Linked DNA regions of Homo sapiens: region 1 is linked to region 2. Evidence: chromatin contacts called from ENCODE Hi-C data. All regions are on one chromosome and are shown on one strand. The core of a region is the stretch at or near the end of the contact, and the rest is flanking DNA. Distances in the headings are between cores, read along the strand shown.

Region 1 (6,006 bases), core at 3,208-5,707, 310 kb after region 2:
GGAGGCTCTAGGGGGGAAATAATAATCCATCAGGCAGCAGTAGCATTAATGCAGGCAAAAGATGACATGGGCCTGAGCTATGTTATTGGAAATGGGAATCAAGAAAAGTAGATGAATGAGAGATATTTACAGCATAGTCAACTAAGCTGGAAGACTGATTGGATATAGAAATTAAGGAAGAGGTAGCCATCATACATAGCACCCAGGTTTTGACTTGGAAAGCTAGAGTATTCTATTAAGAAATACCATATTCCTTGGTTTTGTTAGGATTGACTCTTGTCTTGCCATCTATGTGATTTCAGGCTTTTCGTTGCCCGGACCTATGCACTTCCTCTGGATGTGTGAGTTTGTTTTCTGTACTTAAAGTTGCCTTCCATCTCTTGCCTCTTCTCACAGTCAGAATCTGTGTGAGCTAAGCTCATGGCTTCTCTCCTGGCTCTGTCTGGGTCACCATGTCAGGTTCCTTCTTGGGTCTGTCTCCCCAGCTATGTGATCTGGACTCTAATCTCCACTGTTACTATATTTCTTTCTATGACTCATGGAATATTGTGACATAGAACTGACAAAATAATACTTGGAGATCAGAGCTAGAAGGGAGTTAAACCTTTTTGTGGTACAATATACCAGTTTTTCAATTGAAAAAAATGAAAACATAGTTCCATCATGTCATTCATACATTCACTGAGCATATGTTGATTTTACTACCCTGCCTGGGTCAAACAGGACTAATCAACAATTATAACTCTCCCATATAGAGGTGGATCTGTAGGTTCTTACAATCTTGTATGAGGTAAGAAAGATGTTGATTTCCTTCTATTGTGGATATTAACAGTAGGGAATAGAAGGTTCAAGCTATAAAAAGTAGACATAAAAAACAGGAGAACTGATCATGAAAGACTGATGGGACTGTGGCAAAGACTGCTAATCATCCTATAATATTGGTCCTCCTCTTTTTTAGTAACACAGCCTTCAGTTTTTAGGTTGAGTACATGGCCCATAATAAAATCCTTATACTTAAATGGATGTGTCAAAGTCCCCACATAGTATAGATGATATATTCAAAGTAGAATAACTCCAAGAAGATTGATTTATAAAGGGGCTAATGACTGAGATTGGGTATGGAGAAACTTTAAGAGTAGTGTAGTAAGCAAAGCTCATGTCAGCCAGGCTGTTGTTAACTCCTTTGGGGCTGCATGGGATGGAGAGAAGGAAGAGTTACCAGAACCTGGAAAAAGAGAGAGTCAAGTAGTGCCATTCATTTTGCAAGGATCAGTTATCTTGAGTTGAGGGACAGAGCCAGCCAATGCAACCTTGATGGGAGGGATCCAGAAAAATAAATACCCTGACCTCACTCTTCTCTTTTTCTGATCTCCTGCTAGAATCCCTACTGTCTGAGCTAGAACCATAGAAACCAAAGGTTACAATAGCCCACTGATGTGGTTGACACATGCCAACCCACAAAGACAGACAGCAGACGACGAGGAGTAGGCAGTGCATTTGGGGAGGCAAATGGAAGATAATTGGCATATGGGAGTTATGTAACTAAGCAGAAATGGTGTGTTCAGCTTCTGGGATACATCTTTAGAGGGAGGAGCATGTCTTCCTCCTTCCTGTAAGCTAGAGTAATGACATGATGCCTGAAATTTGAGCAGCCATCTTGGTCCACAAGATGAAAGCTCCATCCTGAGACTGGTGGAACAAGAATCCCTGAGGGAACCTGAATCCCTGAGAACTAGGCAACTAGACCTGGTTGCCTACATTTCATTGAGAAAAATAAACTTGTACTCTTTTTAGGCCATCGTTATTTTGAATTTTCTATCACTTGCAGCTGATGCAAATCCTAACCAACTCAGAGACAAAACAGGAAATTCTTTTGGACTACATTGGTCATATTTTTTTTTTTACTTGTAAGCATCTAAAATGGAGTTCTTTTGCTTAAGCAAAGGAAACATTTATTGGAAGAATGCTGGGGGTGTCTCAGAGAATCAAAGGAAATGCTGAACTACCAAGATAGGAGGACCCAGGGCAATTCTGGTTTCTTGAAATTCTTCATGGTCTCTCTTTCACCCTTGAGGACTGCCACAAACATGACTCTTTCCCCAGCAACTCCCAATCTCTTCAGCAACTCATTCCAATTTTCATATTTCTACTAAAGAGAATCTGACTAAGGTAGCTTGGGTCAGGCTCTGGTGTCTCTGTGGGTTAAGAGGTCACAATACAGACAGGGCCATTGGGGGGGCACCTGAAATTCTTAAAGCCATGGATGTGTAGTGAGTCGGTCACCCCAGGAGGTGTGATTCAAAGTGAAAAAGGCACCAACCTCTAAAACATTTGTGTAAGTATAGTGTATCTCCACAATGAAGTCACAGCTCTTTGAGAGCATGTTTCATGCTTTTTCTGGAAGCAACTTGGACAACAAAAATGCCTGGTTTATAGTAGACGCTGAATAAAGGATCATTTCCTTTCACTTTCCCCCATAATCCCTGATATTACAAGTCTCATTACAGGAATAGGGGTGGCAACAACTGAAAGCCAGAATGTTTTGTAAATTTTGTGCAACCAGATTCACCAAAATTCTCAATATCTACCATATGCCAGGCGTATATTGAATACAATTGACAGAAGAAAATAGTAAATGTTTTTAAGAGCTCACAGTCTGGCAGGGAAGAGAAGCATGTAGATGACTCACAATAATAGTGAGTTATGTGCTGTAGTAGAAATAAGTATAAGATGCCTTAAGAGTATAGGGGAGAGAGCAACTGAGAGAGTTGGAAGAAGTGACATTTGAGGTGGTGTGTGTGGATGAGTAGGAGTCCTGCAGGGATAAAATGGATGAGGAGAATTCTAAGCCAAAGGAATAGCATGTTCAATGGTACTGAGGCATAGAAATGCTGAGCTGTGTTCAGGAAACAGCTAAAACCTTCATGTGAATAGACTCCTAGGCATAGACTAGAACCATATTTAGTCATTTGATAATAACAATTGAGTACCTGTACTGTGCAGGGTTACTAGGGGGTCAAGGAAAAATGATAAAGAAAATGTGGTATATATGCATAATGGAATACTAGTCAGCCAAGAAAAATAATGAAATTATGTCTTTTGCAGCAACATGAATTGGAGGCCATTATTTTAAGTGAAACAACTCAGACACAGAAAGAAAAATACTGCATCTTCTCACTTACAGGTGAGAACATAATAATGTGTACTCATGGGCTTAGAGTCTGGAATAGTAGACACTGAAGACACAGAAAGGTGTGGGGTGGCAGGGGGGTGGATAATAAGAAATTACTTAATGGGTACAATGTATGTTATTCCAGTAATCGATACACTAAAAGCCCAGACTTCACCACTACACAATATATCCATGTAACAAAATTATACTTATACTCCATAAATTTATACAAATTTTGTATAATTTTTGTACAAATTTTGTATAAATATCAGTGCCAGGCACTGTGCTATGGATTTTACATGTTATCTCATTTAAACTGAGGCTGATCTACAATTCTTACAAAGAAAAATGAGATGTACTTCTCACCTTCAGTGGGAAGGGCAACCACAATGACTATGATTAGATGAGTGCAATACCAGATGGGGACAAAAACTTTCCTGTGAGTTTTTGGGGGAGTTTTAGGGGAGGGGACATTATCTATGGACTCAGGAAGAGGAGCCCAGAGCTCTAGGCATAGGTTGGAGATTTGAATGCCATGCAAAACTGCTTCAGTTTCTTTATCTTGCAGGTCATAGTGCCCTCTAAAATTTTTCATACATGTTTGTTAAGCAGGAAGGCTCATTTGCAGAGGTTGCTTTAAAACCTTCTGTCTCAAAAAAGGACAATCCCATTTGTTTTATACTTGTTTGCCAGGCACTGTGCTATGGATTTTACATGTTATCTCATTTAAACTGATGCTGATCTGCAGGTGGAGAGGGCTGTGTGTCCAACTTTGGAGGTGAGCAAGGCAGAGAACAGAGAAGAGTGCTGTGTAGTGTCGGTGGGGATGGTTGGGCATGTTAATGCTGTTTTATGTGTAGGGTGCAGGGAATTAAATTCTCACAGTTCAGAGAAAGGTCCCTGCCTTGATCAAAATGGCTGCTATTCATTGAGTATGTATGATGAGTCAAAGCCTTAATTACTCCATCAGCCAGAAATATGGTGAGCTGCAAATCACTTCAACTACCTACAGTCCACTTGTCTCAAGCCGTGAGGAGTCCAAGAAAAGCAGTCCAACAATACCACCAAAGACCCACTCATCGTTTTTCTAAGACAGCTGTTGCATCTCCAGGTCTCTTTTCCCTATTCCAAGAAGGAAGAAAAGGAGAAGAAAGGCTTTTACCAAAAAGGTTTAGCTTTCTTATTCAGGACCAGAAACCCTTCCCTGAGACTTATGCTTACATTTCATTGGCCAGAACAATGTCATGTGGCCACCCCCAGGTGCTAGGGAGACTGGAAAATTGAATGTTTTAATAGGGTGTATGTGCTGCCTCCTCCACCCTAAATTAGGCATGAGTCACTGAGGAAGAAGGGGGATATGGGTAGCAAGTAGGCAACATATATAATCTCATTCCATGCTTCCAACAGTTCTGTGAAGTAAAGTTATCTACATTCTACAGATAGGAATATGAATGCAGAGAGGAAAGTAAATTGCCCAAAGTCACCCAAATAGTGAGTCATGGAATAGAGATTTTAAAACAGGCCTATATCATTCCAACTGAAAGGATTATTTTATGATATCATCCTGTCTCCCTTAGCTGTGTGAACTTGAAGAATTTACCAAACCTCCCTGAGCCTCAATTTAAGATCCGTAAAATTAGAATAATCATCCCTGACTCAAAGCTTCCTGAAGCATCAAGTTACATGCAAAGGGTTGGAAAGGATAATATCAATGGGACCCCAATTATTATTGATTTACCATTTGCCAAAATGTCTCATCTAAAGTTGACAAGCAATGAAGGTTCTCTGAACACAGCATGAACGTTGGTATTTGGGGTTGGCACCAGTAAAATCTCTTCACTGGCATTTCCTATTTGGGCCTCATTATGGATTCCCAGGAATTTCCACTGGCTGGATTTCCTTTGTCCACCTCAATAGCTGCATATGCAGATGAGTTATGAGCCACATTCCACAGCAGGTCAGATGAAAACAATGTGCAAACTATCCATTGTAGCTTTCTTGCCTTCTTTCCCCATGGCTGCTCCCCAACTAGAGCTAAATCCAGGCTGTTCCTTAGACTGTGCTTCTGGTGCCCCCTCCCAAGATGGAATAAACTGTCTGAACACCAAGGAAGTCATCCTGCTGCAGACGCACCACAGCTCACATGGTTTCGTGCCTCTCGGATTGGGCTCTTGTGTGTCTCTGCCTGGAAGGCTTTGCCGTCATTGTTCTCCCAGTCAAGGCCCAGGCAAAATCTTAGGTATCCCATTTCAGTGACACCTTTCCCCACTCTTCCTGGTGGGATTTTGTTGTTGTTACATTTTTTTCTCTATTACCAAAGGGCTTTGTCCATACTTGTGTTACACATAGCACTGTCATCACATCAAGAGTCTGGCTTTGCTTTTACTGAACACCAGGATTTTGAAAAAGAACAAATAAAGTAATAGTGATAACCCCAAAAAATGTGATGCTGTGGTATGAATGTTTGTGCCCCTAGCCCCCAAAATCATATGGTGAAATCTTGACCTTCAAAATATTAGTATTGGTATTGGTATTAGTATTGGTATTAGGAGGTGGGGACTTTGAAAGATGATTAGGTCATGAGTGTGGAGCCCTCATGATTAGAATTAGTGTCCTTATGAAAGAAACTGAAGAGAGCTCCTTTGTCCCTTCCACCATGTGAGGATACAGTTAGGAGGTGAGATCAATGAGGAAGCATGCCCTTGCCAGACACCAAATCTGCTGGCATTTGATCTTGGACTTCCCAGCCTTCAGAACCATGAGAAATAAATGTTTATTGTTTACAAACTACCTAGTTTATGGTATTTTTGTCATAGCAGCCCGAACACACTAAA
Region 2 (5,862 bases), core at 652-3,151:
GGCGATTCTGAGTAATCGCAGGCAATCAGCGCGGCTGGGGTTAAAAGCGAAAGGGACTCGCGGGCGAACGGCCGGGGAGGGCGGCGGGCACAGAGCCCAGACGCCGGCAAAGGCGGGGCGCCGCCGGGGTTCCCTCGGTGCGAGCGCGCGCGGCACTTCCTGCTTTTGCTCCTCCCTGCGGTCCTGCCGGCCGTTGTAAACTGGCGCTGCGGGCCACACCCGTGTTCCAGGCCCGCTAACCCACCGGCGGCCCCAGAGCCCCAGGCGGCCCCAGAGACCCAGCCTCAATCCTCAGTCCTCGTACAGTCCTCAGGTCCAAGTTCTGGCCATAGGAACGCCAGCCAGATCTGCAGCTCAGCTAGCTGAATTTCAGGTTCCAGAGACCTGGCCCTTTTCTTCCATGTAGGGGACAGTCAGGTTCTCTGGCCTGGGTTTTCTAAAAGTACCCAGAGTTGAACTACCTTCCACTCAGCAATCCCATTACTGGGTCTGTACCGAAAGAAAAATAAGTGGTTCTTCCAGAAAGACACATGAATCCCTATGTTCATCGAAGTGCTATTCACAATAGCAAAAACTTGGAATCAACCCAGGTGCTTGTCAATGGTGGATTGGATAAAGAAAATATGGCTCATACACACCACGGAACACTATGCAGTCATAAAAAGAATGAAATCGTGTCCTTTGCAGCAACATGGATGCAGGTGGAGGCCATTATCCTAAGTGAACTAATCAGGAAAAGAAAATCAAATACCACATATCCTCACTTATAAGCAGGAGCTAAACAATGGGTACACATGGACATAAAGGTGGACATGATAGACACTGAGGACTACTAGAGTTAGTGGGAGAGGGAGCAGAGCAAGGGCTGGAAAATTACCTCTTGGGTGCTATGCTCACTATCTGAGTGACAAGCTCAATTATACTAAAAACCTCAGCATTAGGCAATATACCTTTGTAACAAACCTGCACATGTACCCCCAATTATAAAATAAAAGTTGGGACGGGTGCAGTGGCTCACTCTTTTAATTCCAGCACTTTGGGAGACAGAAGGGGGAGGATGGCTTGAGGCCAGGAGTTTGAGACCCACCTGGGCAACAAAGTGAGACCTCATCTCTACAAAAAATTTAAAAATTAGCTAGGCATGGTGGCGTGCACCTGTGGTCCCAGCTACATAGGAGGCTGAGACAGAAGGATTGCTTGAGCCTAGGAAGTCGAGGCTGCAGTGAGCCATGTTCCTGCTACTGCACTCCAGCCTAGGCACTGGGCTGGACACCGTTTCAAAATAAAGTAAAATAAAAGTTGAAAAAAATATATAAAACAAACAAAACAACCCACACTTGACATTTGCTGACTATATGGCCTTGGGAAAATTACTTAACCTCAGTCTCAGTTTCTGCATCTGTAAAATGTGAGTTACTGACACTTACCTCATATAATTGTTGTGAGAAGTAAATATGTGCCTATCTGTAAAGGCCTAGAACATTTGAAAAAAAACTAATTAAATGCTATGTTTTGTTATTAGTGTTAGTTAGGCCTAGGTAGGAATCTTGTTTAGGCCACTTAAGAACTGGATGACCAGGCAGGTGTACTTTCTTCAGTTTCCCCACCTGGAAAAAGGAGTTTATTACACTTTATGTCACAGGGTGATGGTGAGGTCCCCATTATCCAGCAATTCCACAAGTGATGATGTTTGCAACTCTTACTGTTTGCCAGCACTGTCTTAAGCATTTGACCCTTATTAACTCATTTAATTCTACAATTACAGTATGAGAGAGGTATTAAGAGCATCCCATTTCACAAATAGGAAATTGAGGAACGAAGAAGTTAAATGACTTACCCAAAGTCACACAGCTACTAAGTAGGACTTGAATCTACAAAGTTTGGCTCCTTATTCCATATTCTTAATTCCTGCAGGATGTATCAGACACAATGCTAGGCAATGGGCATGCAGCCAGGAATGATACCACACACAGCTGCCTCCTCAACAAAGGCAAGGGGTTCCTTTCTGAGCTTATTGGCATTCCTTATATATGATTAAGCATTGCATGCATATGCTATATTTTATATAATAAGGTGGCTTGCACACCGTAGATATTCAAGATTGTTGGTTTCCCTCACTGTAATTTTTGGGGGTCCAGTTCCAAGTGCTTACATGGAATGTGGAGGGAGGTTAGGTTTTAAGTGATAGAGAAGTTGGTGTCTAATAGATGCTCCACATACCTAAGTTCCCTCGTCTGTGTACTTAGTGATCTTCCAGCTAAAGAGAATAAAACAGCACAGGCTTAAGGTTTAGACCTTTTAACAATAATAATAATTACTTCTGCCTTTGCAGAGTAATTCTGTTTCTGTAGAATTATGTCTGCACTGTGGGGTTCCCAGAATTGAGGGTAAATTTACTGTATTTATCACTTAATCATTTCCAAAACAGCTTATGACTATGGCATCTTTAGTCAAAGGCCCAGAATTCTCCTCCTACCCTCTGTCTTTGGAGTCCCCGTGGTAATTTTTGCTGTAAATGGCTAAAGCTATTAAATATAGTGTACATCTTCCTGCCATGGAAATATAAGCTGTCATTACATTCATTGCTTAAATGTTGTGATTATTTCAAACTTGGCTTTTGTATTTGAAGCCTTGAGTTAAATGTGGAAAGTAAGGGAGAAAACGGATAATGGTTAGAAATAAAAACGTGCAGTGGATAGGTTTCCAAAGTAATAAAAAGCCACTTTAAATTTCAAAAGATTTTAAACCTGTGTAGTTCCAGACAGAATACCCTAAATTCCCATCAAACATTGTGTCTCTATTCTGAGGGTCAGAACCGCCTTGAGGCAATTCAATGAACTCAACTGACAACAAAGAATTAAATCATTAATTTCTGCTTGTAAAAGAGATAGCCTGTGGACAACACTCAGCAGATGGTAGGTATTCACAAGGAAACTATTATGATTAGAGACAGGGATATGGAGAGAACAAAGACAGTATACTCAGCTGACATTTATTGAGCACCTACTATGTGACAGTTGCTTTCAAATCCATTATTTCAAATAAACCTCAAAATAAGGCTATGAGGAAAAGATCATATTATAGAAGAGGAAACTGACACTCCAAGACGCTTGTTAACTTGCCGAGAAAGTGAGTGGCAAAGTCTGAGTTGGAAGAAGTTGGGTCTGACTTCAAGTTCAGTATCTGATTCGCTGCACCTCTCTGCTTTTTCCCTGTATGCCCAAATGTCAGTCATTTTAGAGCTGGAGGTGAGGATCAGAGGGGACTTTAAGATCGCCTCACCCAGAGTTTCTCTGCCTCTTTTATAATCCAAGTCACCCTAGATAAACACAAAAACCTTACATCCTCTTTTAATGAGTTTCAAATTCAAAATAAGCAAAATATCATGATTCAAAACAAATCAAAGCAAGGGGACATTTTCAGTATTTTGTTTTGAAACAAAACAAGTCTTTCCAGCACTTTTGTTTCCAGCTCCGTGCCTCCACCAACCTCACTGGAGAGCTGGTGATCCTTTGCCCCCCTCCTCCTAGTCATTGACTTCCAAGGAAGTTGAGCTCAGAGCGGACTGACTGACTAGCTTGTGACATGGTCAGCTCTTGAACTCAGGTCTGCCTGACTCCAGTGTGGTATCTTTTCTGTAAACACCCTGCTTACTTCATAGCCTGGTCTCTTACTGAACCCCAGCTCACAGTCCACACTTCGGACTGACTTTATCACCTCTAGTTTCCAGAATGTGTCCTCCTCCTTCCTGGCCGTTGCTCAGGCTTTTCCTCTCCGTGGAACACCCTCACTACCGCTCCTCCCCGCTTGTCTGGGGAGCCCCTGTTCCCCAAGCTTCAGCTGAAATGCAGCTTACTTTAGGAGCTTTTCTGGACTCCTGCCTATATCCAAATGAAGGGGACTGATTCCTTTTGTACACGTGCCCATGTACCCATGTAGAATTATCTTTTGGCATTTGCTAACACTTTAATATTCTTTACACGTCTCTTCCTTTTTTTTCTTCCTTTTTTTTTTTTAATTTGAGACAGAGTTTCACTCTTGTCACCCAGGCTGGAGTGCAGTGGCATGATCTTGGCTCACTGCAACCTCTGCCTCCCCGATTCTAGCGATTCTCCTGCCTCACCCTCCTAAGTAGCTGGGATTACAGGCATGCGCCACCATGCCCAGCTAATTTTGTATTTTTAGTAGAGAAGGGGTTTCACCATGTTGGCCAGGCTGGTCTCGAACTCCCGACCTCAGATGATCCACCTGCTTTGGCCTCCCAAAATGCTGGAATTACAGGTGTGAGCCACTGCGCCCAACCTAAGTCTCTTTTTCTTAATCGCCTATGACCTCCTTGGATATCTCACTCTACTACTACCAAAATGATGGTGGTTGGGGTGGATCCATATCTTTGTATTCTTTCAAGAGTGCCTGGCATTTAGCAAGCACTCAGTAAATGTTTATGACACACACACACACACACACACACACACACACACACACACACAACGTCATTGTCAGATTATTTTATTTTAGGTGGTCTTGAGTTTTTACTTAGACTGCGAACTCTCACAGACAGCTGTCCTCTGTTGAAGCAACAGGGAGCCACTGCAGGTTTTTGAGGCAGAGAGTTTCTTGATCCATAGGTAACATAAGAGACTTACCCATGGGATTAAAGCTAAAGATCTCCCAGTTTCCAAGCCTTTTCAATCTTTCTCTGGAAAAGTTTTATTTCACAAATAAAAGGCTGAAGAAGAGAAGTGCTATTCTTTCATTTTTTGTTAATTCAAAAAATATATCAAGTGCCTGCCCTCTCCCAGGTGCTATTTTGGGCACCATTTAGATAAGAATGAACTGGGCAGACAAAATATCTCCTCTCTTGGAGTTTGCATTCTCCTGGTGGAGAAAGACAATAAATAAGTAAATAATAACTATATCAGTTCAGATAGTAATAAATATTATGAAGAAAGATATAAAAAGACAGAGTAGGGGATGGGCAGATCATTTTACATGGCGAAGTCAAGAAAGGATCTTTGAGGACGTGGCATTTGGCAGAGCTCTGATGCAGTGAGGAGGGGAGCCAGGAGAAGGTCTGAAGCAAGTGTATTCCAAGCAGGTGAAACAGCAAGTGCAAATGCCCTGAGGTGGGAACAAGTTGGGTACGTGAGAGGAACAGCAAGATGGCTGGAGTGACAGCATGGACAGTGGCTGAGGTAGGCCCTAGGTTGTTTCCCAGGGTGGTTGCTAAGGTCAGACCATAATTTGGTAGATGTGACTAGATCAGCCAGTGCAGCTGGTTCTAAGCTTGAGCCAGCTGTGAATGAATGAATGGAACGTAGACTATCAGCCAGAAGATTAGGCTGAGTACCTTGATCAGACTTTTGTTGCTTTTAGTCAGCAACAAAATGAAGGCTTATGGAGCAAAATATAAGAACAATGTGATCTTTTAAATGAGTTTAAATAATCAAAACAGAACAAAGAGTGATTTCTTGAGTGTAAAACAGGTGGTAAGTTGGTGTTTATTCCTTAAAAAGGAATCTGTCACATCCATCCCAAGGTTGTTTTCACTGAAATGTAAAAGTTACTTTCACTGTAATTTGGGGAATGGTATTAAGACGCCACTTGCGGAGGGCAGCTTCAGCTTGATCCTGCCTGAGGACTCTGGAGTGTGGGTTAAACCTCAGGATTATCCTCGCCCAAGGCTGGAGAGCCACAGCACCTAACAGTCCACCCAAGAAGAGCTGCTGGCACTGGCCACCGAAGGCACATTGGAGCCCCCTACCCCCTAAACAATTAAAAGGAATCCCACTGAAATCTGAGTGGAACAGTGACATTGTCTGATTCGGATAGAATAAAGCAGAATCAAAGAGGATGATCTGG

What was found. A loop is a pair of places that touch in the nucleus more often than their neighbours do. Pooled maps may share reads with other maps.
Region 1: a map of endothelial cell of umbilical vein shows a loop between it and region 2 (2.7-fold over the local background). The contact joins two enhancer-like sites. A Hi-C loop is called at or near these places in 3 of 168 maps with a recorded cell type or tissue (Calu3, PC-9 and endothelial cell of umbilical vein) and 1 of 50 pooled maps.

What each region holds. Positions count from the first base shown.
Region 1 is chr1:59,123,879-59,129,884 of GRCh38, forward strand. No RefSeq gene overlaps it. Among named protein-coding and RNA genes, the nearest start is that of HSD52, 20 kb to the right of the region's middle. Within about 2 kb of position 4,458, at least 2 of the 41 ENCODE cell types and tissues checked have a DNase peak (open chromatin) inside an H3K27ac peak, as active enhancers do; they include endothelial cell of umbilical vein, where a contact is called at or near this core.
Region 2 is chr1:58,816,315-58,822,176 of GRCh38, forward strand. All of the region lies in intron 1 of JUN-DT (JUN divergent transcript), which reads left to right. Among named protein-coding and RNA genes, the nearest start is that of JUN-DT, 34 kb to the left of the region's middle. RefSeq lists a silencer at 60-209. Within about 2 kb of position 1,902, at least 3 of the 41 ENCODE cell types and tissues checked have a DNase peak (open chromatin) inside an H3K27ac peak, as active enhancers do; they include endothelial cell of umbilical vein, where a contact is called at or near this core.